Linked DNA regions of Mus musculus: regions 1 and 3 are each linked to region 2. Evidence: chromatin loops called from intact Hi-C (ENCODE). Cell type or tissue: heart. All regions are shown on one strand.

Region 1 (8,000 bases), 59 kb before region 2:
GGTAAAGCACCACTAGGAAATACATCTTCACAGCCCACAAGGCTGATGCAAATCAGGAAACAAGGGTAAAAAACAGCAAAAGACTTCTCAGCACCCACCTAGCAATCAGCAGAGCCAAGAGTCTAGCAAACTCCTTACAAATCTCGTGTCTGTAAGAGAAGGGTGAAGCAAGTAATGTGTGCTTCTTGCGACAAATGAAGAAGTTCTATGAAGGAAGAATTTGAACTCACCACCAAAAATTAGGCATAGCCCTGCAGCTTCCTACCTCCCAGTGCCTATGGTAAGAAACACAAAACAATCAAGAGCTGGAAAGAGCAGAGAGCCTACTGTGTGCCACCGATGGACTAGTGATAGCTTTTCTGTCTCAGCCCTGCTCACTACAGGAGAAAAGGTGCTAAGCTGGCAATGCCAGTCTGCAAGGAGAGAAGCCAGACAGTAGGAGTTTAAGGCAGTTGTGGTTTTGAAAGACCACCAATCTTTGCCATGTGGCAAGAGAAACAATTCTTAGGTTTTGGGTTTTGTTTTGTTTTTTTTTTTCCAATTCTTAATTCAGTCTCAGTGTTAAGGAAAACTGAAAATGTTTCAGTCCTGACCTACATTGCAAACTACCATGAAATGATCAGGGCAGCATAAAATTGTGGACTACTCGATAAGGGCAGAGATCTAAAGGAGACAAGAAGTCAACTCTCTCCTCAGAAGAAGCAGACAGTTGAAAAATCAGAGATGTCTAACGAAGGTCTTTCCACGATTCCACGAATAGGGCAACGACACTGATACTCTTGCTTTTAGGCCCTGTCACCCACGCCCGAAGCCAGCGTGCATGCAGTGCCGAAGGCCTTTGCTTCGGTCGACCCCTCAAAGTCCACTTTCTTCAAGAACTGCTTGCGACTGTTTTTGAGGTTTCTAATGACTACGAACTCCAGCCAAGCTTAGCGCGCCACTGTCAAGAACTCCCTCGGCTGACTCTGAGAAGCTGCGGCGTGCCCTCATTTGTTGATCACAACTTCCTATACCTCCAAAGTTTCGAGACTACCCTATTACATTACAGAGGAGGAAACTGAGGCTCGGGAAAGTCGCAAGGTAGAACCTAAACCCACAACGAGTTCTACTACCAAACATCGCTAGCTGAGCCCAAGGTTCAACTTTCCCTCCAAGTCCCCCTCCCTCAACTCTCACATCGAGCGTTCATCCACCCCCTACCCGGACCGTCTGCGAGGACCACGCAGGAAGGCGGCAGAAAGCCATGACCCTGGAGAGCGGCGTGAGGTTGCAGCCGGGCCCTGGGCTCCCGGCCGGCCCCGTACAGGCCGAGCTGTCGGGAGGCCCAAGTCCCCCACAGCTCGAGGAGGAACGGAGCCAGCCTCGGCGGGGACCCGAGAAAACCGCACGGTGCTGGGCTGCCTCGCGCGCGGCTCCCGCCACTCACCTGCCGTGCTGATAGCACAAATCTCGAGCTTCTCAGAGAAGGGAGCCGCCATTCGGACACTCGGCGCCTAATGTCGTCATCAAGCTGCGCCGGGTGCCACGCCCCCTTAGTTTGGCGGGAATCCGAGAGGATCAAAGTAAGGTCTGAAATACAGAAGACAACAGGAATACGCGTCTAGAAAAATAGATATAGGCAAGACTTTTCAACACTGTACTTCACTGACACAGAAATAGCCTGGAGAATTAAAATGGGACTACATGAAATGAAAAGTTTCTAGAAAGAGGTTGTTGCCCTGGTGACACACGCTTTTAATCCATGCGTTCTGGAGGCAGAGGCAGGCAGATCTCTTGAGTTCAAAGCCAGAGGTTCAAGATAGCCAGGATTACACAGAGAAACCCTGTCTTGAAAAGACAAACAATCAAGCAATCAATAATTGAAACTTCTTTGAAAGAATTCTTCCTGGTTAAGAACCAACAAATATACAAGTACACAAATAACACCCCCACCCCCAATAAACCAGGTGTTGGTGGCAGCACACGCCTTTAATCCCATCACTAGGGAGGCAGAGGCAGGCAGGCAGATCTCTGTGATTCTGAGGCCAGCTTGGTCTTCAGGGTGAGTTCTAGGACAATCAGGGCTACATAAACCCTGTCTCGAAAACAAAACAAAAATCCTCATACTTCTTAAGCTAATAAAAATTTTAAAAGTTGTTTTTTTAGAGCCCTTAAAGAGTGCTTCAAGGAAGAAACCTGCACAAAATAGATAAGTACATGCAATCCTAAATACCCATCATCCAACAGGATTTACCAAGTACCCAGCATATGCCAGGCACGGTTCTGGGTGCTGCTACCTAAATCCGTCTATCAGGGATCTGATCGTCAGGCAGCGGACAGCTTTCCACCACACCATTCCCATGGCTAACATACTGCCCTATTCACATTAAGCACTCAGAACAAGTCAAGCAAGTATGTAAAAACCTCTCGGGATGCTTGCCCTGGGTTGTTGGAGCCGCTACAGACTGGGAGCTGCAGGGCCTGGCAAGGAAAGAGGTGGCCAGTAGCTGGCGCTGTGGAGGCTCCTCACCTGCTAGACTGCAGCGAATTCTGCAGGGTGGAAGGGAATTGGGGTGGGGAGTGGTGGTCAGGGGAAGAGGCGGGAGAGGGAAGTGGAGGAGGTACGCGGGCCCAACACTCACCTTTTTCAGGGTGCTCGACTGACAGAGGCTAGACTCAGGGCTTTCACAGGTCTGGGGGAGGCCACGCTGCAAAAGCTGGGCATGAAGGGAAAAAGGTGCTGAGCACCAAGGAGATGGGCTGCATGGACTTGGGCAGGTTGCAAGTCCCTGCAGACACGCCTGCTTTGGAACTCTTCCAAATCTCATCTGCTACTCTGAAAAAGCCCCACCACAGCACGATACATACTCTGTCCATGTTCTCTCTCTCTCTCTCTCTCTCTCTCTCTCTCTCTCTCTCTTCCTCTCTTGTCCCAAATATTTATATTTATTTTTCTGTTCCCATACCTTTCCTTTTCTTTTTCTTTTTTGTTTTTTCGAGACAGGGTTTCTCTGTGTAGCCCTGGCTGTCCTGGAACTCACTCTGTAGACCAGGCTGGCCTCGAAGTCAGAAATCTGCCTGCCTCTGCCTCCCGAGTACTGGGATTAAAGGCATGTGCCACCACCACCCAGCTCCCCACTTTATTTTTGTTGTTGTTGTTTTGTTTTGGTGTTGTTGTTTTATGGGTTTTGTTTTGTTTCTTTTCTGGAACTCACTATGTAGACCAGGCAGGCTTCAAACTCTGCCTTCAGGGTGATGGGATTAAAGGCTAGGTTTTCAGGACCATGACCCAGATAGCCACAGTGGACAAGTCTTGGACAAGTCTTGGAACAGGTCTGCCCTGAATGCCACAGGACTCACTGAATACTGCATTTGTTTTTGGCAGACTTGCTGAATCTTACCCTGGCTCCCCTCGCCTCCTTCCTGACGTGTGTGCTCAGTAGCAGCTAATGACTTTGTGTCCATGTCTCTGCCTACATCAGGGACCTGAGGTCAGAGGTAAGCCTTTTGCTCCTTCCTGGCTGTGGCTAGGGGGTTGCAGTTCAACTCAGCATGTATAGGCGAGCCTATCTGTGGGTCTCCACCCTGGGTCTGCAAACCCATCTACCTTCTGGGGCTCTAGTTGGCCTCGCCTCAGGGAGTGTACTGTTGGATCAAGGACTGGTCCAAACAGACTAGGGTCTGTTTGCCTAACTCCTCCCCACCTCTTCATCATGCCTTCTTCTACAGCCATAGGAATAAAGAGGACTTTGGTCCTTGCCCTGACATTACATCTTCAGGACAGCACTCTGAGAACAGGGCAGGCAACCCCTTACCTGTACCTCTCCCAGGCCCAGGTCCAGCTCCTACCCACACAGCAGGTCAGGCTACACACCTCCTATATTTCTATTATATGAATTGCAGTACTAGAGCCACCTGACTGCCTTGGGACAGAATAGAGACCTGAGGTTGCAGAATAGCTCCATGCTTAGCTGTGAAGGTTTCACTTTGCTCTTTCTTATAGCAGAGAAAGGGGAGACCTTAGAAGTATAGAGTAGTGGAGCCTGAGATCGTTCCATGGGTAACATTGTAATGGGGAACTAATTTGAATTCCTGACCTGTGTGAGGAGCTTTGCATGCCTGTAAACAATCCCAGCACTTCAGGGCAGAGACAGATGGATGCTGAGAACTTACTGGTCCAGCAGCATGACTGCAATGGTGAGCTTCTAGTTCAGAGAGAGACCCTGTCTCAAGGCCAGAAGACAAAGAGCAAAAGGAAGGCACCCAGTATTCTGCCCTGGCCTCCACATGTGTACACATGGTCATGCACACTGCCACATATACATATAAACATGTGCATGTGTGGTCATATTCAACATCACATGTACATACAAACATGTACACACATGGTCATGTACACCACACATACATACATTTTTTTTACATATAAAAGGCTTACATAGACACACGTGCACACACAACGCTGAACAAAATGGTCTGTGGTCATGGAGGGAAGGTGAGTAATTCTAGCACTTCCTGTTTAGGTTTAGAGTAACCATGTGTCTTAAACACATGTCCCGTCAGAACGTGTAAGGCACATTCTGTTGTGTGGAAGTTAGGAATCTCACATGAGCTATATTGTCTAGTCAGGGCCCTGAGCCATTCGAGGGTGCTATTGTCAAGGAACACTACTTGTTTGAACACACTAAAGGGCTGGTATTAAAATAAAAGTGATCTGAGTGTGGTGGCACACACCTTTAATCCCAGTGCTGTGGAGAGAGAGGCAGGTAGATTCTCCGTGAGTCTCAGGACAGTCAAGGCTACACGCTCCCCTCCCCCCAAAAAATTAAAACCCAAAGAAAATGAAAGCAACAGCTTATAAAAATACACAGATGACATGTTGAGATGATGTCTTACTTCTGGTTTTACTGCTGTGTACAGACACCATGACCAAGGCAAGTCTTAGAAAGGATAACATATATTTGAGTCTGGCTTACAGGTTCAGAGGTTCAGTCCATTATCATCAGGGTGGGAGCATGGCAGCATCCAGACAGGCATGGTGCAGGAGGAGCTGAGAGTTCTACATCTTCATCTGAAGACTGCTAGCAGAATATTGACTTCAAGGCAGCTAGGAGTAAGGTCTTAAAGCCCATGAACACAGTGACACACCTACACCAACAAGGCCACATCTCCAAATAGTGCCACTCCCTGGGCCAGACATATACAAACTATAGCAGATGACAATACAGTTGTCCCTTGATATTTGTAGAGAACTCATTCTAAGTCCAGGCCTCTTCCATGAGTACCAAAATCTATAGATGTTCAAGTCCTTCCATGAACTGTTGTAGTATTTGCATATAACCTATGAACATCACTTCTGATACTTTTTTTTTTTTCGTTTTTCGAGACACGGTTTCTCTGTGTAGCCCTGGCTGTCCTGGAGCTCACTCTGTAGACCAGGTTGGCCTCGAACTCAGAAATCCGCCTGCCTCTGCCTCCCGAGTGCTGGGATTAAAGGTGTGTGCCACCACTGCCCAGTGCAGTAAAGTTCCTAAATCTCTTAATGAAAAAAAAGAATGAGAGAGAGAGAGAGAGAGAGAGAGAGAAAAGAGAGAGAGAGAAAGAAAAGAAAAGAAGCCGGGCATGGTGGAGCACGCCTTTAATCCCAGCACTCGGGAGGCAGAGGCAGGCAGATTTCTGAGTTCGAGGCCAGCCTGGTCTACAAAGTGAGTTCTAGGACAGCCAGGGCTATACAGAGAAACCCTGTCTCGAAAATCAAAAAAAGAAAGAAAGAAAGAAAGGAAAGGAAAGGAAAAAAAGGAAAGGAAAGGAAAGGAAAGGAAAGGAAAGGAAAGGAAAAGAAAGAAAAGAAAAGAAAAGAAAAGAAAAGAAAAGAAAAGAAAAGAAAAAAGAAAAGAAAAGGAGCTCTCTGCCTGCATGTACACCTCCATGCCAGAAGAGGGCAGCAGATCCTTGTTTTGTTTTGTTTTGTTTTGTTTTTTGAGACAGGGTTTCTCTGTGTAGCCCTGGCTATCTTGAAACTCACTCTGTAGACCAGACTGGCCTCGAACTCAGAAATCCGCCTGCCTCTGCCTCCCAAGTGCTGGGATTAAAGGCATGCTCCACCACGCCCGGCTAAGGGCAGCAGATCCTTAGATGGTCGTGAGCTACTTTCTGGTTGCTGGGAATTGAACTCAGAACCTCTGAAAGAGCAGCCAGTGTTTTGAACCACTTGGCTATCTCACCAGCCCTTCTTTTTATTTTTTATTTTTGTATTTTGTTTTGTTTTGTTTTTTTCAAGACAGGGTTTCTCTGAATATGTGGGGAGCGGGTGTGGCGGCAGTCCCAAAGGCGCCAGGGACTGCAGCTAAGTCATATGACTTGCACCTGACTTCCTCATATAAACCACAAACATCTTGAGAGCTGCGCAGGTGTACCAGGATATAGGTGAATCCAATTTGGTGGAGATTTGCCCCTGCTGCCCTGATTAGCTGAAGCTGCGTGCCTGGTGAGGTGGCGTGGCCTGCTGTGCGTGGATGAGAGAGTGTATAAAAGGAGAGGCCCAGGGTTCGGGGGAGATATAAAAACAAGGGAGATATAAACAAGGGAGATATATGGAGAAAGAAGAAACAGGACTGAATAAATGTGTGCAGAAGGATCCTGTAGCAGCGTCGTTCTTCCTGGCCAGTTGAGCGCGCGCAAGAAGTGGTGCCGAAACCCGGGAAAAGAAACATCTTCAGGCAAGAGCGAAGACCCCCTGCTACAGGGAGGATTCAGAACTGCATAACAGGGAAGAAGGGGTTAATAAAGTGTTCCCGTAAAACAGACTGTTGAGAAGGATCCGGCGTGGATTCAGAACTATTCAGCTGGGGAACGGTACTGATGAAGAGAAAGAAGAAAGATGAAGACTGAGTAAACTGCTGTTAGAAGGACTGGTGGTCGTGTCGTTCTTGCTGGTCGAGAGCGGGCGCGACAATTGGTGGCCCGTACGGGGAACCGACTCCCCCACCGAGTTCAGAACTTTCAGCAGTCAGTGGTTGCTGGCAGGGTAAGTTCGCGGTGAGTGAAACTTGCAACCCCAGGAGTTTGGGAAGGACCTTGGATAAAATAGAGGTGAGCATAAAGTTGCCAGGAAGTAGGCACAAAGTAACCCAGGAGTTTGGGAAGGACCTCGGATAAAATAGAGGCGAATATAAAGTTGCCAGGAAGCAGGCTTTGGGACAAGTTAAGGTTCCTGGTTTTGGGACAAGATAAGGTTCCTGGTTTGGGGACAAGTTAAGGAACTATGATAACCTCAGTGTAGTGATCAATAGATCCTCGCTGTGTAGTTATGCTTTTTTCTCCCATTGACCCTTTGTGGGTAGGTCTGATAGTTTTGGTCTTGTTTGTTCTGATATATGGACTCTGTTACTGTTTGAAACTGTGTGTAGAGGCAGTCAAGACAGGTCAGAAAATCCTTACAGAGCAACAAGAAAGTATGTCGGAAGAGGAGAAGGGCTTAAAAAGAAAAAGGAAAAAGAAAGGAGACACAGTGTTATCAGGTAGACAGAAAGGACAAAATAAAAGAGCTGAGGCGGAGGAGGAAGGCGAATTAGCTTCTGCGTCCTCTCCCTATGCCTCCTCAGCAGCCACCTGTAGGTGGACCTTCTGTCCGGAGATTTGGAGAGGATCGAGTAGATCAGGTGTTGACGTGGGCGAGAGGGTCTGTTTGTGTGTTCCCACAGGACCAGATGGAACCTCTTTGGGTGCTGAGAGGTTGGTGAGACGCTGCAAGAATGAGGCTCCTGATCCAGTTGCCCCTGTGGATGTGGTGGATGATCCCACAAGCACAAAGGATGGAGCCGAGATGAGAGATCCTTTCGGTGTTCCAGAAGCCGATACCAGCTCGACATGACATTCAAATTTTTCCACGCTTTTTGATCCCTGAATTCCCCTTAAAGAGATAGCCCCTCTGGCTATCTATCCCTTGCTTCAGGGAAGATGAGCGGGGATGAGAGCCCTGGGATGTATGCTTGTTATAGTGTGTGTGTTTTTTGTGTTTG
Region 2 (8,000 bases):
ACTGTTCTCTGAATGGACTAAAATCCCTTCTGACTACCTCTCACCCCCATTCCCACTTTCCCACCAGCTGGGGTTCTAAAAAGCCAACTTTTATCCCTCGGCAAGCAAGACCCCCCACAGCAGACTCTGCAGTCTGGCCAGGAGCGGTTCTTACCCTATCACGTAGACTACCACTGCCAGCTGCAGCAGCCTCTGGGAGACGCCCACCCGACAGTTCCTGGTTAGCACATATTTCTCCGTCTTGTAATCCAGAAACCCCCAGCTCACGAGTGCTGCTGCGGCTGCAGAAGCCATGTTCCCAGTTCCTGCTGGCTGCAACTGCATGAGTCAGCAGGCAACTTTAGCCGCAGCTGAACTGGAGGCCAAGAAGCCATGCATGGGATTCAGGCCAGTGTTGTTAAAGGGACATCTCAAATTCAGTAGGAGCTGGCTCCTGCCTCATTCCCAAACCCCAGCTGGTGTAGCCCCGCCCCCTTTTGTCCAGAGTCCCTGGGTTGGACCCTATGCATAGAGAGAGGAATAGACCTGTCCCTACCCACTCACTTTGTTTTCTTATATGGTGGGCAGTCAACACGGGGTAACAGAAGCCCAGAGAAGGGGCTCTGAACTCAAACTTGCACATTCCAAAGAGTATAAATTGGGTTTGAGATACCCCTGCTGGCGCAGCAGCATAGCAACCTCTAGATCTTGAGAGAAAGCTGAGACCCTTAGGCAGTGACCGCATAGCTGTGGCCCCAGAGAAAAACTATTGCTAGGCTACAGATCTTCTGTAGAGCCGCTGTCTACTCCAAGCGCCGTAACTAAAACACTAGTTCTGGGGTCAGACTGGAAATGTTTGTGAAAAGAACATGAAGGAGTGACTACCCCCGTGCATGGCAGCGGTAGTCAGCCCTGGGAAAGAGCGTGCCAAGGTTGTGTTTTCTTTTGCAAACAAGACCCGGTTCCCAGGACGACGGCGGGGTGGGAGGGCGGGCACCGTTACTGGCCCCAGAGACCACCTGTTGTCCGTAGATCAGATTCGATTGGTCAAGGAGGCCAGAGGGACCGCCCACATCCCTGGGAAGAGTTCCAGGCGGTGAGCTGTGTGGTTAGAGTCTGCGTCCCGGACTGGGTAGTGAGAGTAAACATGAAGGGTCCCTGCGAAGTTCAGAAGAATGAAGATCAAGAGGGAGAAGCTGCGGCCACTGGGCCTCAGGCAGAGACCCTGGAGGCCGAAAGGTCCTGGACTGCAGATTCACACTCTGCTCTGGAAGCAGAAGGTGCCTCATCCTCCGCGTGGGGTCCTAGTTGGAATCCTCACTTGAGGATATTCCCGCAAAAGTGGTGGGAGGGCAGCTAGAACCGACCGGCACCCTCTGTGGGGGCACATTTCCCAGTATCAGCAGCTGATACCCCTCAAGTCCTTGCCCTCCTGGAGGAATGAGGAGGCCTAACATTTAGAACTGTCTTCTGGAAAACCTGCAAATGAAATACCCTGACAAGCAGTTGTGTCCCAAAGAGTTCGGGGCTGGGCGTTCCAACCTATAGGAAAAACCTAGCTAATGGATATATTGGATTTAAGATTGTTTCCAGCCCTCTGCTCCCAGGGTGTTTATATAGACCTTATGACCCGTGGACTGAGAATGTAGCTCAGTGTAGTGCTTGCCTAGCATGGTTGAAGCATTGAGCTCAAGGCTGAACTTAACCAGCAAGCTGGAGGCCAGCTTTGGTGGTGGTGGTGGAGGTGGTGTGTGTCAGTGTGTCTGTGTATGTGTGTCTCTCTGTGTGTGTCTGTGTCTCTGTGTGTGTGTGTCTGTGTGTCTGTGTGTGTGTCTTTCTGTATGTGTGTCTGTGTCTCTGTGTGTGTGTGTCTGTGTATGTCTGTCTGCCTGTCTGTGTCTGTGTGTGTGTGTCTGTGTCTGTGTGTCTGTGTGTCTGTGTATGTGTGTCTGTCTGTGTGTGTGTCTGTCTCTGTGTGTGTGTGTCTGTGTGTGTGTCTTTGTGTGTGTGTCTGTATGTGTGTCTCTGTGTGTGTGTCTCTGTGTGTGTCTCTGTGTGTGTGTCTGTGTGTATCTGTGTGTCTGTGTGTATGTGTGTCTCTGTGTGTGTGTGTCTCTGTGTGTGTGTCTGTGTGTCTGTGTATGTGTGTCTCTGTGTATGTGTGTGTGTGTGTGTCTCTGTGTGTGTCTCTCTGTGTGTGTCTCTGTGTGTGTGTGTGTGTGTGTATGTTTGGGAAGGTGATCTGTGATACCTGGACGCAGTGGGGCAAGGACAGCAAACATGTCAGCATTAGGCAAATGCTCCCTTTGGTTCACTAGTTTGGTGGCTTTGAGAAAAGACTTAATTAATTTTTAGTGTGGAGGTCCTCATCTAGAATATGGGCACAGTAGCCACCAGAACAAGAAGAAATGGCAGGGGCAGGAAAGGGTCCAGGCTATGCCAGTGATTCGTTCCTTCTTCATCTCCCATCTACTGCTAGGCACCCATGGGCTTGGAGAACGGGTCATGGCTACCCTCTATCTGAAGTCTTGCCGGGCCAATAGTGTTGTGCCAGTTTCTTGTCTTCTGCGCCAAGAGGGTGCCTCTGAATTGAACCTTCGGCACCGTGGCCTGGGGCCCCAGGTATCTGTTGGGGGACACTGGAACCACACTTGGCTGGGAGGATGTAGGAGGTAGTGGCCATCTTGTCCTTGATTCTATCTCAGACACTCAAAGCTGTCTGTGCCACACAAGTCCCATCTCCCATGCCTGCGAGACAGGGTGGAGACTGTGTGACAGAGATGAGGGTGGAATTGTAGGAAGGACTCCAGGAAGTGAGATTGGGCGGCACCTAAAGGTAGAAGCTGATGTTCTCTGGAGGAGGTGGGAGCTCTGGGGATTTAAACTGAAATTATGACCATCTGTATCTCAGTTCAGGGAAGGACCAGGCCCCCCAGGCCACTATGTTCCTCGCCCCTTGTACCTCTCTGCTCTGTTCCAGGGGGTCCGGGCATTGGCTTCCGTATTGACCTCTAATCCCTACATCAAGCGTCTGGATCTTCGGGACAATGGGCTCTGTGGTGCTGGAGCAGAGGCTCTGGCTGATGTCCTGCGTAAGAACAGCATTATCTCTGGTAGGTAGTGCAGGACTTCCGTCTGAGAAGTAGGCAAGCTTGGGGCCCCTCTTTCCCAGGGAAGTGGCTCCCTCCCCAGGCCTTCGATCTTGAGATGTTGCTAGGAGATGAGGAGGGAAGTGCCGGGTTAACCCATGCTGAGCTGCTCTTTGTCTGACCCTCTCCATTGCTCTCACTGGCCTCTCCCTGGTGAGCAGCCTCCCCCCTTGCAGTAGACTCCCAGTGCCTGAGTGCAGGGCAGGAGAGCACAGAGAAGCAGGCACCGAGGGAGGGAGAACCGGAAGGGCAAGGTGGGGGCTGGGTGAGGCTGCTTCCAGCTCTGCCGATGAAGCACAAGCTGACCCAGGCAGGCAATCACTGAGCCTGTTTTCAGCTTGTAAAGTGACCACCACAGCACTACTTTGCTCTCTGGGCTGTGGCAAACTTCAAAGGAAACGACAGAAGTGGACATCTAAGCTTACATCGCCAGTCCCTAGCAATAGGACAGTGGGGTTATGCTGTTACATCAACCATCACAGAGTAGCTGACATGCTACCACAGCATTCTTCACAGACAGTCATGGAGTGGGGAGACCATAGACCCAAGGTGACTCAGCCAACAGTGGCAAGGCTGTCACCATGCTGCCCCCAGATAAATCAGATTGCAAAGCCCCTCCTTTCCCTCAGGCTCGGAGGTTTGTGAGATACAGAGAAGTGAAAGAGGGTGGCGACTGGCTGGGGGTCCCACTGACCAGGCAGAATGTGTGGCGCCTGGCTGCGGGTCCCTCCAACCAGGGAGAGTGTGTGGTGCCTGGCTGTGGGTCCCTCTGACCTGGCAGAGTGTGGCACCTGGCTGCAGGTCCCTCTGACCAGGCAGTATTGCTGCCCTCAGATGTGGACCTGTCAGAGAATCAGATTGGAGCTGCAGGGCTCCAGGCGATCTGCACTGCCCTTGCCTTAAACCCAACTGTTGAGAAGATGCAGCTGCAAGGGAACAGGCTGGAGGAACAAGCAGCCCAGCACCTCGCTGCTCTTCTGCTGCATCACAGGGGCCTGAAATCTCTAGACCTCAGCTATAATCAGCTCAATGACCTGGCAGGTAACAAAGTCTGGGCAGTCATGGGTACTTATCGCCCCCTGGTGGCAGGGAAGGGGAATGGGCAGGACGGCACCCAGCTTCTGCCTGAAAATATCAATGTGCTGGTTTCTGCTCATGATATCTCCTCTGGCTGTCCTTCCACTCCAGCCACGGAATTCAATGAGTTCCAGGCATAGCTCACTGCCCTCTGCTGTGAGGAATCTATCTATGAACAAAACAAAGTTCCTGACCTCAAGGAACATACACTCTCAAGACCATTCTGACCTTCATAAAGAAGCAACGTATAAGTCTAGAAAATAATGGATCCACCTGCTATAAAGGGGCAGAAGTTTAAGCAGAAATCTGTGCCTTGGGTAAAAAGGAGTCAGCCATGGCAAGATCATGAAGCTGATGAACTCTCATCATGCAGGCCTGTTTCCTCCACTGGTAGACACCAGTGTGATTGGACTGGTGGTCTAGGGGAGAATGACCAGGCAATGCTTTGCAAGGGAAGCAGAGACTATATGCCCATAGATCATGGAAGAAGGTATGGAGGTTTCATCCCAAGTGCTTTTGCAAAAGGGCTTGTAGTATATCTCAGTGGTAAGGTACTTGTCCAGTGTGTGTGAGATCTTGGGCTGGGGAGAAGCTAAGTGCTAGGGAAGACATGGGAAGGCAACCTTGATCCAGTCATTGTCTCCCAGTGCCTCTGCACGGGCCGGACTGCTGTGCTAGGAATATAAATACCCACCTATGTCACTCATGTCTAAATGTGTCAATCAGCTATAAAAATCAGACCTAGGCATACCTGTAAGCTCAACTATGTGGAAGATCAGTTGAGCCTAGACTTGGGGATGATCTGGTGACATAAAAGGGCCACTCAGGCCCTGCTCAGCTGAAGCAAATTCTTTCTAAACGTGTGTGTGTGTGTGTGAGAGAGAGAGAGAGAGAGAGAGAGAGAGAGAGAGAGATGTGTGGGTGCCTGTGGAGGCTAGGACATCTCATCCTCTGCATTAGGAGTAGCAGATGGTCACGAGACATCAAATGTGGGTGCTGGGAAATGAACTCAGATCCTCGTGAGGAACAGCTGGTGCTCTTAGCTGCTCAGACACTTCTCCAGCTTCTCCAGCATCTGAAAGGAATTCTTAGATCATTGCAATGGATATGCCAGAACAACTGTCTAACAGGAGTTTTGGAATTTCTGGTCTGCCCCAAGCTGCTTAGACAGTGGAGTGGTGGAGTGGTGCTAACCTTGGCTCTGGAGTTTACCTGCTAAAGCCGAGTGTCTTCTAAGAAAGTCATTGTGAGAGCTCTGTGGAAGTAAAGGAGCATCTCACATCACTTCCGACAAACCGTGGCTGTGTCTCTGGGACTTGAGAACTGAGTAGCCAGCTTGCTGCTACTTTAATGAATGTTGCAGGCAAGCATCTTCTTCTTCTTCTTCTTCTTCTTCTTCTTCCTCCTCCTCTTCCTCTTCTCCTTCCTCCTCCTCCTCCTCCTCCTTCTTCTTCCTTCTCCTCCTCCTCCTCCTCCTCCTTCTTCTTCTTCTTCTTCTTCTTTTGAGACGGAGTTTCTCTGTGTAGCCCTGGCTGTCCTGGAACTCACTCTGTAGACCAGGCTGGCCTCGAACTCAGAAACCCAAGTGCTGGGATTAAAGGTGTGCACCACCACTGCCCGGCTGCAGGCAAGCATCTTATAAAGGGAAATAATGCACTTTTGGCTTATAGATTTGGAGAGTTCAACTTTTGATAGTTTGGCCTGTGGCTGAGCCAACATTAGAGAAGAGTCATTCAGCTGTCGAAAGGGGTCACGTGATCTCCTGAGGGGAACCCCTAGTGCCCTAAGACTTTAGATATTTTCATCTCCACATCCCAATATTGAGAACCAAGTTTTTTAGAAAAGACTTTATTTTATCCTGTGCATATGTGCATATTTTATCTGTGTACATGTGTCAGTTCACATGGAGGCCAGAAGAAAGCCTCCTGAAACTGAAGTCAGTCAGCTGTCAGTCAGCCACTAGCCTGCATGCAGGTGCTGGGAATGAAGCCTGGATCCTCTACAAGAGGCCAGTGCTGTGTCACCTGGGCATCCCAGGGAGCAAGAGTCATCTCTGCAGCCACAGGGAGCAAGCCTTTACAGCACTGGAAGATCTTTGGGGTGGCTTATTATATAAGTTACAGACTAGAGCAGGCAAGTGACACAGAGGTGGTGGGAACAGAGGGCGGGAATCTGAAGTCCTATGACGGTATGCAGGGAAGAAAGGGCAGACTATTTAGTTTCTCCAAGTGGGGATCTGAGGCTGTTGCTGAGCAGTGAAGGAGCTTGAGCCTCAATCACCCACGGTCTGTGCCAGTGGAGAATCTAACTCAGGTGTGGGCCTCACAGGATGGTAAATGGGTGGGTCACAGAGATAGTGTTGCCGTTACAGACCAGTAGAAGAGTGAGCCTCACCCTCCAGCTGTTCAATAGAAGAGGGACTAGAAGACACTTGCTGTCCTTGCCCAGCTTTAGCAGTGTCCAGGAAAGGTGGGGGGCTCCTGTATCTGAGAGCCTAGGGGTGTCAGCTGAGGTGCTAATATGTCTGCTGCTGCAGGTGCTAGCCAAGCAGGTAGCTGGACACACTCTGTCTACACACGTGCAAATGCACACACATTTGCCTTAGTTTGATCTAGTTTAATTTGGATTAGTTTTTGAAGCCAGGTCTCACTATGCTGCCCAGAATAGCTTGGAATTCACTATAGCATTCAGACTGACTTCAGTCTTCTGTATGCTCGGATAACAGGAATGGACCACTACAACAACCCCTCTGAGCACTTCAAACCAGCTTCTCTTCTCTAGCAGCCAAGAAAATGAGAAGAGGCCAAACTTTATTCCCAAGGGACTCCATTCTGGCCACAGAGATCAGCCAGGCAGCGTAAGGGGAGGCCTTAGGGGTCACAAGGCTAGATTAGTGTGGGAAGATAGAATGACAGTAAACATGGCTTCTGAGGGAGCCCACCTAGCTAGGACAAAGTCTGCAAACCCAGGTTATGAGGCTGAGCCCTGGCTGGCCAGGCGGAGAACAGGATACTGTGGGGAAATGGGCTATGCACAGACAGCCTGGTTTCCAGTTGAGCTGAGGTCTTGAACCCCAGTGGTGCCCAGTGGTGGTAATTTTCACCTACATGGGACAGAAGGCGTTCCCTCATGTCTCATGGACCCCTGGCTCCTGTTGAAGTTACCAACCCCACAGCCCCCACAGGAGAGGCTCGTGGAGTTCAGACAAGTAGACAATGTCCCAGGCTTCTGGCCCTCTGGCTAGACTCCTCCCCACAGTTACCTAGCAACAGCAAGATAACAAGCCCACTATAAGAGGGGCTGTTTGGCCCCGCCTCGCTCTCTTAAGCTTTTACTTTCCTTACTGTCTCTAGGTTTTTAACTTCTCTCTCTCTAAGCCTTCACCTTTCTTACTCTCTCTTTCTTTCTTTCCCTTCCCCCTTCTCTCCTCTTGGCCATGGCCGGTCTCTCTCTTTCCCCCTGCCTTTCTACAATAAAGCTCTAAAACCATAGACTGTCTCTGTTTTTCAAGGCCCAGACTAAAGACTCTCGCCTGTGTGGGAACCACCCAGTGCCCTCCAGGGCCTAGTGCCTCCCTGAGGCCCCTATTCTGTTCTCAGCTCTTCTGCTGTAGCATGGGATGCCAGAGACTGAGAACCTGGTAACAGGGACTGCCCCTTGTCCACCCCCCACCGTGTGGGGTCAGTGGCATCACACAGCCAGATGCCCACCCGGGGCCTCGTGGAAAGTGTCCGGCAGTCTTCCCGTGTCTGCCCACCCAGAGCACAGGAACTCCAGCCAGACGCGGGCTCTCAC
Region 3 (8,000 bases), 170 kb before region 2:
TGGCTTTTTTGTGTTTTTTTAAGACTAGGTTCCATGTAGCACAAACTGGCCACTACCTTGCTACATAGCTGAGGGTGGTCTTGAAATTATGGAAGCTCCTGTCTCCATCCTGAATACTGAAATTACAGATATACATCAGTTCACCTGGCTCAGCAGGCTCCATTTTCTAGTGTATAAGTGTATCTCATACGAAATATTGTAATACTTATTCTGTCAGGGCAAGTAGATATATATAGGCAAGAGTTTCAGGTAGCAAGATTTTCCAAGTGGTAGGTTTTTCCTCTACATATCATGGATTAAAAATAGTAGACTGGGAGTTGGGGAGATAGATGGCTCAGCAGTTAAGAGCATTGGCTGCTCTTTCAGAAGTCCTGAGTTTAAGTCCCAGGAACCATGTCATGGCTCACAACCATCTATAAAGGCATCTGATGCCCTCTTCTGGTTTGTAGGTGTACATGCAGACAGAGCATGTATACATTAAAAAAAAAATTACTTGTGCTCTTCCAGAGGACCCTGGTTTGATTCCCAGCACCCACATGATGGCAAACAATCACCTGTAACTCTAGTTCTAGAAGACCTAACACTCTTTTCTATCATCTGCAGGTGTGTGTAGATATACACAGACTAAATATTCATACAAACAAACAAACAAACACCATTAAAAAAATACCAGGATACTAAAGAGATGGCTCAAAAAGTTAAGCATACATGTTAGTCACTCTTGCAGAGGTCCAGGGTCAGTTCACAACATCCACATGGTGGTTCACACACATAACCCTATACTCAGGGGTCCTACACCCTCTTTTGACTTTCTTGGGCATCAGGCATCGAGGCCACATAGGGGCTAGGATTGGAGTTACAGATGGTTGTGAGCTGCCTTGTTGGTACTGGGAATCAAACCTGGGTCCACTGGAAGGGTATACAGTGCTCTTAACGGCTGCGTGATCCCTACAGGTCCAGAACAGATATATAAATGAACTTTGTATTTGTTAAGACAATTTCCTAAGTAGTCAACTGGTAGACAATAGAAACTAAACACACACACACACACTCAAAGAAAGAAAAAAAAAGAAACTAAACACATACTCTGCTTTCAAAACAAAACATAAAGTCTTAAGTCAATTTCCTTTTGTAAATATTACTAAGAGCAGAGTACTGTTTTTGTTTGTTTATTTTGTTGTTGTTTTCCTGAACATTGTTCTTGTTTTGTTTTGTTTTGTTTTGTTTTGTTTTGTTTTGTTTTGTTGAGAAAGGGTTTCTCTGAGTAGCCCTGGCTGTCCTGGAACTCACTTTGTAGACCAGGCTGGCCTTGAACTCAGAAATCAGCCTGCCTCTGCCTCCCAAGTGCTGGGATTAAATTCGTGTGCCACCACTGCCAACCGGAACATTGTTCTTAAGAAGGTACTGCATATGGCATGCACAGGTCTAACCCAGATGGGGGCTCCTTGAATGAGAGGATGTAGACATATGTCCCATCCCTAACCAAGCAGCTATCTCTAGCTGACAACTGCTGCCAAAGGAAAAACATCTTTTTCAACAGTCTTGCTGGGCACACTAACCATACTTAAGGGCAGGACCTATGCCCAGCAGGAGACGTCCACCACAAAATGAGATTCTTTGTCTTGTAACTTTTCTTTTTAACTCTACAGGGATTTTGCTCATACAGTATGCTTTTACATTTACCTTCTTTTTTTTCTTGAGCTTTTTCTTTGACTAATTTTATCTGGTTTTTTTGTTTGGTTGTTTGTTTCGTTTTGTTTTGTTTGTTTGTTTGTCTCTTTGTTTTCAAAGGGAACAAAAATAGAAAGAGAAGGAAAGAGAGAGAGAGAGAGAGAGAGAGAGAGAGAGAGAGAGAAGATGCATTGGGTGGAGAGGATCTGGGAGGAGATGGGGGAGGAAAACCAGATTAGAATATATTGTGCTTAAAAATCGATTTTTCACTGGGCGTGGTGGTGCATGCCTTTAATCCCAGCACTTGGGAGGCAGAGGCAGGCGGATTTCTGAGTTCGAGGCCAACCTGGTCTACAGAGTGAGTTCCAGGACAGCCAGGGCTACACAGAGAAACCCTGTCTCGAGAAAGAAAGAAAGAAAGAAAGAAAGAAAGAAAGAAAGAAAGAAAGAAAGAAAGAAAGAAAGAAAGAAAGAAAGGAAAAAAGAAAGAAAGAAAGAAAGAAAGAAAGAAAGAAAGAAAGAAAGGAAAAAGAAGAAGAAACAAAAAAAATAGATTTTTAATTTTAAAAAGTAAAAAAAAAAAAAAAAAAAAAGGCTCAAAAAGGCCCTGTTGCTTTGAACACAGGAATAGCTACTGGTTTACATCAGTATCTTCATATCTTATCTTCACATCAATATTTCCTTGAACTGATGAATCCTATTTCATTAATTTACAAAACAGATTTTATGTTTGGGTGTGAGTTTCTGATTCTCTCCTTATTCTTGGTCTAAATCCATGATCAAGGTAGACAGAATTCTTCAAGTATGTTCAGATGATTCAATAGTAACAATTAAGCAGCATATTTAACTGAGGCAGGATAGGAAGATAGAGTCTGTTTGAAGCCTTTGCCAGTTGAAAAACAATTAGTTCCAGCACAGTTAGCAAGGACTTGGGGCCCTGCTCTCTCCTGTTGTGAACCTGCGGTTGTATAGGACTCTCACCAGAGACTCCATTTATCGGGAAAGGACATGTGCTGAACTTCTTGGCAGACACAACTGCCTGCTTTACTCTAGCAGAGAACAACTTCATACACCTCAGCTCCTGAGCCACCCTATAAATCCCATCTAACAAAAGAAAGAGAAAAGAAGGGGCTGGAGAGATGGCTCAGCGGTTAAAAGCACTGACTACTCTTCTAGATATCCTGAGTTCACTTCGCAGCAACCACATTGCAGCTCAAAACCATCTGTAATGTGATCCAATGCCCTCTTCTGGTGTGTCTGAAAACAGCTACAGTGTACTCATATAAATAATAATAAATCTTTTAAAAGAGAGAGAGAAAAAAGGAATAATACAGTATTCCTTGCAGTCTTTTAAGATGTAACTTCAGAGACATTAAAACGCTAAAATTTGTCTTAGATTTATCTTGGTTTCCCACCTACTTTGATGAAAATATCCTGACAAAAGCAATCTGAGGGAGGAGTTTGTGTTGGCTCACAGATGTTATAGTTGGCCATGTGAGGGAGCTGTGGTGAAGGACTGTGAGGTAGCTCCTCCCACTTCATCTGCAGTCAGGAAACAGAAAGCGATAAATGCACTAAGCCCAAGATTATAGCTCACAGAATTGTGCTACCCACAGTTAAGGTGGGCCTTCCCACCTCAACTCAACTGGCTTGATAGTCTCTCACAGGCACGCTAGAAGCTAGCCTAATCAACATGATTTCCTAAGAGCTGTGCCTGGAAGTGCCTCTCCTGGGTAATTCTTGATCCTGTCAAGATGACAGTCAAAATTCACCCTCACAATGCTCACTGCTAAGGCAATTCATTCTGACTCTTTCTTGAAAAGCCTATATCACACTTGGCTATGTCTTATTTTCTGAGATTTTCTCTTTGAGGAGTGCCCACCCGTGCACTGGAGTGTGGCTTACTTTCTTCTGAGTGCCTCTTTTTCTCCTGATTCTTGCACTCAAGAGGGTTTTTAGTCCATTTAGAGGGTAGAGGATGATTGTGCCCCCAGGTGGATAAGTAAACAGCACCATCTACGGTGAAGTAGACACTGATAAGTTACTCACTGCTGGGAACAGAAGAGTCCATTCTATAAATGCATCCCGGTGAAAGGAGACTGCAGGGGCACGTGGGAATATTAAAGTCACATTATACAAACCAACAAAAGGGTACACTTGAACTCTATAAAGGGGTGGACTTGTAGCACCATGACAGCATCCCAGGGCTACACACGGATTCGTCTCACTGGTAACCCATGTGTGCACCGGGGCAGGGTACTCCTGCTTGTTCCTGGAGCTTCTATTCAGTCTGTCCCCTTCTGTTGGTGTTGCTCCTCATACCACCTGCTTGATATGTGAAGCATATCAAGGTTGGTTTGTGAACTTATTCTCTGTTTGTTTTTTGTCTAGACTGGACTCTGTCTTCCAGCTCTCCATCCCCTGCTGTATGTGTAGCCCAGAAATCTTCGCTCCTCAACCCTGACACTCCTTAGACCTGGCTTCTTCCATTCTTTGAAGAGGCTGCTCAGAGTCTGGTATCTGATCAGTAAACTCCCTCTCACATTTCTTTAGCCCATGCCTGAAACATCCTGAACTCTGTTGTAGCTGAACTTATATTCATCTGCAACCACATACATATGTGTATGTATTTTATTGGGTACTGTGTGAAATGAGTACATTTTGGCCATTATGATTGGAACAAAAGAAGCTGCACTATGTGTGACTAGATGACCAGAGTAGGCAAAGTGTTGCCATTGAAACCACTGTACCTTTTGAACGTTTTATTATTATTATTAATTATTATTTTGTTTGTTTTGTTTTTTGAGATGGGACTTCTCTGTGTCACAGTCCTGGCTGCCCTGGAACTCACTTTGTAGACCAGGCTGGTCTCAAACTCACAGAGACCAGATTTTCTCTGCCTCCCAAGTGCTGAGATTAAAGGTGTGCACCACCAAGGTTGGTTTGTGAACTTATTCTTTGTTTGTTTTTTGTTTTATTGGCAACTTAGAGTGTAAAGTATTTTATTTTTAACCTTCTAAAGTTTGAAAACAATGTAGCCCAGTTTAGGTGAGTTACCAAGCTAAATGTGTTTGCCTGGAGCTTAGTTCTGCCTGACAAGGAATTCCTAATACCCTAGGTGGGTGCCTGTGTAGCTACAAGTGGCAAACAGCCTGGACTCTACTGGGAATGGTCCTTTCCCCATCCCTTTGGTAGGAGCTTAACAAACATTAGGCGTTTTTCTTGTCTTATACGGCTAATGTGGGTCTGAATGTCGCCTGGGAGGCATGCACCACGAACAAGAAGTCGTCTTCATTCTTCTCATATGCCTTGGAGATAGTCTTACACATACTCACCACGCTGTGCCAGGTCACCACGAGGAAGAAGGCTTGACTATCGTTGAGCTGTTACCGCCTTCTCTTTCTGGTCATGAGCTTACCCATGTTGACGTGGTTGGGTTGATTTTGTCATGGACCGGCAGCTGCCTTTTCTGTTTATAATGCACTATTGAAATCTTTATGGGTGCAAGACATCTTCCACTCTCTGTGTGAAGCTTCCACGCTGTGTGAAGGTCTCTGACTACATGGCTTGGGGAATCTAAGATTTGGATAAAGGGGGCTGGAGAGATGGCACAGCAGTTAAGAACACCTACTTTTCTTCCAAAAGTCCTGAGTTCAAATCTCAGCAACTGCATGGTGGCTCACAACCATCCATAGTGAGATCTGAGATGCCCTCTTCTGGTATGTCTGAAGACAGCTATAGTGTACTTATTTATAATAATAAATAAATCTTTGGGCCGGAGTGAGCAGGGCCCACCGGAGCAAACAGAGGTTCTAAATTCAATTCCCAGCAACCACATGAAGGCTCACATCCATCTGTACAGATACAGTGTACTCATATACATAATAAATAAATAAATAAATAAATAAATAATCTTTAAAGGAAAGAAAGAAAGGAAGGCAGGAAGAAAGGAAGGAAGAAAAAAAGGAAGGAAGAAAAAGAAAGGAAGGAAGAAAGGCATGTACCACCATGCCTGGCTTTCCTATTCTTAAAAAAAAAAAAAAAAAGATTTAGATAAAGAACCTGAATTAGCTTTCTCCAGCTGTACTGCCAAATTTTGCCTCTCAAGGACTGGGATTAAAGTGGTGTACCACCATGCCTGCATCACCATGCCTGTATCACCATCACCGTGCCTGCACCACCAAGCACCACCATGCACCATCATGCATCACCACGCCTTCATCACCATGCACCACTATGTACTACCATGCCTGCACCACCATGCACTACCATGTCTTCATCACCATACACCACCATGCCTGAACCACCATGCTTGCACCACCATGCACCACCATGCCTCCACTACCATGCACTACCATGCACCACCATGTCTTCAGCACCATACCTGCACCACCATGCATCACCACGCACCACCATGCTTGGTGGTTTTGAATTTTCTTTTTAAGTTTTGTCATACTCAGTTTTTTTTTTTTTTTTTTTTTTTTTTTTTTTTTTTTTTCTTTTTTCCGGAGCTGAGGACCGAACCCAGGGCCTTGGGCTTGCTAGGCAAGCACTTTACCACTGAGCTAAATCCCCAACCCCCATACTCAGTTTTTTAAAGACTTACTTATTTTATGTATATGAGTATATTGTAACTGTCTTCAGACACACCAGAAGAGAGCAATAGATCAATGCTCTTAATGGCTGAGCCATCTCTCCAGCCCCCACACTCAGGGGTTTTTTTTTTTTTTTAGATTTATTTATTTATTTATTTCATGTATATACTGTAGCTGTCTTCAGATATTCTGGCACACCAAAACAGTACATTGGATGTGAGCCACCATGTGGTTGCTGGGAATTGAACACAGGACCTCTGGAAGAACAGTCAGTGCTCTTAACCTCTGAGCCATCTCTCCAGCCCTGACACTCAGTTTTTAATTCATTTGTGTTTAAGACTTTTCCAAAGGCCAAAAGTTTTTTTTTTTAAAGGGTGCTTTCTTCTATAATAATAAACACATGTATTTTATTTATTTCTTTATTTGTCTATTTATTTATTTATTTTGGGGTTCATTTTGGGTGTTGTTTGTTTTTGTTTGTTTGAGACAATGTGTCTCTACATAGGCCCTGGTTGTCCTGGAACTCAGTATGTAAACCAGGCTGCCTTGAATTCAACAGAGATCTGCCTGCCTCTGCCTCCCAAGTGCTGGGACAAACAAAGTTCTAAAATGAGGCCTTACATATTGTTGGAAAAAATGAAGACTTACAAAATTGGTTAGTTACCTTGTAATCTCTACTCTAAACTTAAATCATATAAACATTGAAAGGTGAACTCGAGACACATAAGCCCAGCAACAATTATCCACTTAGACCAAAATGTCCTGTATTAAGGGATGCACCACTAAGAAGCAAGGAATATGAACCACAGAGAAAACATTAACAGAAATAATGCTTTTGCTTTCCTTTTAAATATGGAGCTTAATGATTCAATGAGCAGAGATCCTAAACCTAACATTGCTTGTTGGTGAAATACTAGCTTTATTTTGATGACTGTAGAATGTACATATACTTATGTACACTTAACATATGTTAGAAATTAAAATCTCAATATTTAAATACCAAATTTATTTAAAATACCAAAAATATGTTATACATTAGCAATTATCCCAACACTGGCAACAAAATATACATAGACTCTGTATGTGTGTCTGTGTGTGGTGTGTGTGTGTCTATGTGTCCGCATGTGTGTCTCTCTCTGTCTCTGTATCTGTCTCTGTGTCTGTCTTTCTGTCTCTTTTTTCTGTCTTTCTCTCTGTTTCTGCCTCTGTCTGTGTTTCCGCCTCTGTATCTCTGTCTCTCCCTCTGTGTCTCCCTCTCCCCCTCTCCCCCTCTCCCCCTCTCCCCTTCTCCCTCTTCCCCTCTCCCCCTCTCCCCTTCCTCTCTTCCTCTCTCTTTCTGTGGCGCGCATGCGTATACAAAAGCAAGACTTCATTTCCCACAATTCTTCCTGTACTTCCGGCGTGGCCCAGTAGCGGGATCGCTCGGCTTCCGGGTTCGGGCCTGTCGCTGTGGTAGAGGCGGCGGCGCCGGGGGTGGCCGGTAGGGACTCGGGCTACAAGAGTAGGGGCTCCGGGCATGGACGTTTCGGGGCAGGAGACCGACTGGCGTAGCGCCGCCTTTCGGCAGAAGCTGGTCAGCCAAATGTGAGTGTGGCCTGGGGCAAGGACCGGTGGTCGGACCTTCCGGGCGGGGAGGGTGAGGCCGGGCTAGACCCGCTCTTGACCCTGGTCAGAAGCTGCGGTGTCCGCTGGGTGCCGGGGACGTACAAGGGTCCTCCTGGAGTCTCTCTGGCC

What was found. A loop is a pair of places that touch in the nucleus more often than their neighbours do. Peaks named below come from ENCODE experiments on the same cell type or tissue, not always from the same donor. Only the 100,000 strongest peaks of a DNase experiment are listed, where the experiment ranks them.
Region 1: a loop joins it to region 2, with 6 times the contacts of the local background. A loop is called at or near these places in 24 of 42 quality-filtered maps.
Region 3: a loop joins it to region 2, with 7 times the contacts of the local background. A loop is called at or near these places in 6 of 42 quality-filtered maps.

Annotation. Positions count from the first base shown.
Region 1 is chr16:17,612,861-17,620,860 of GRCm38, reverse strand. Smpd4 (sphingomyelin phosphodiesterase 4) reads right to left here and starts at 1,507. Exons shown (of 19, transcript NM_001164610.1): 1 at 1,427-1,507. In heart, CTCF peaks have their summits at 2,467 (motif pointing right) and 5,903 (motif pointing right); DNase peaks (open chromatin) are centred at 1,470 and 2,610; H3K4me3 peaks cover 2,388 bases; H3K27ac peaks cover 1,322 bases; H3K27me3 peaks cover 488 bases.
Region 2 is chr16:17,554,338-17,562,337 of GRCm38, reverse strand. It overlaps Lrrc74b (leucine rich repeat containing 74B), which reads left to right and starts at 1,091. Exons shown (of 9, transcript NM_029053.3): 1 at 1,091-1,259; 2 at 2,459-2,601; 3 at 2,960-3,092; 4 at 3,963-4,169. The coding sequence starts at 1,127. P2rx6 (purinergic receptor P2X, ligand-gated ion channel, 6) reads right to left here and starts at 453. Exons shown (of 12, transcript NM_011028.2): 1 at 155-453. The coding sequence starts at 324. In heart, a CTCF peak has its summit at 4,217 (motif pointing left); DNase peaks (open chromatin) are centred at 367, 1,007 and 4,207; H3K4me3 peaks cover 4,187 bases; H3K27ac peaks cover 5,443 bases.
Region 3 is chr16:17,722,606-17,730,605 of GRCm38, reverse strand. It overlaps Med15 (mediator complex subunit 15), which reads left to right and starts at 7,659. Exons shown (of 18, transcript NM_033609.3): 1 at 7,659-7,850. The coding sequence starts at 7,783. It also overlaps the pseudogene Gm6048. In heart, CTCF peaks have their summits at 439 (motif pointing left), 2,967, 3,167 and 7,746; DNase peaks (open chromatin) are centred at 3,205 and 7,695; H3K4me3 peaks cover 1,074 bases; H3K27ac peaks cover 713 bases.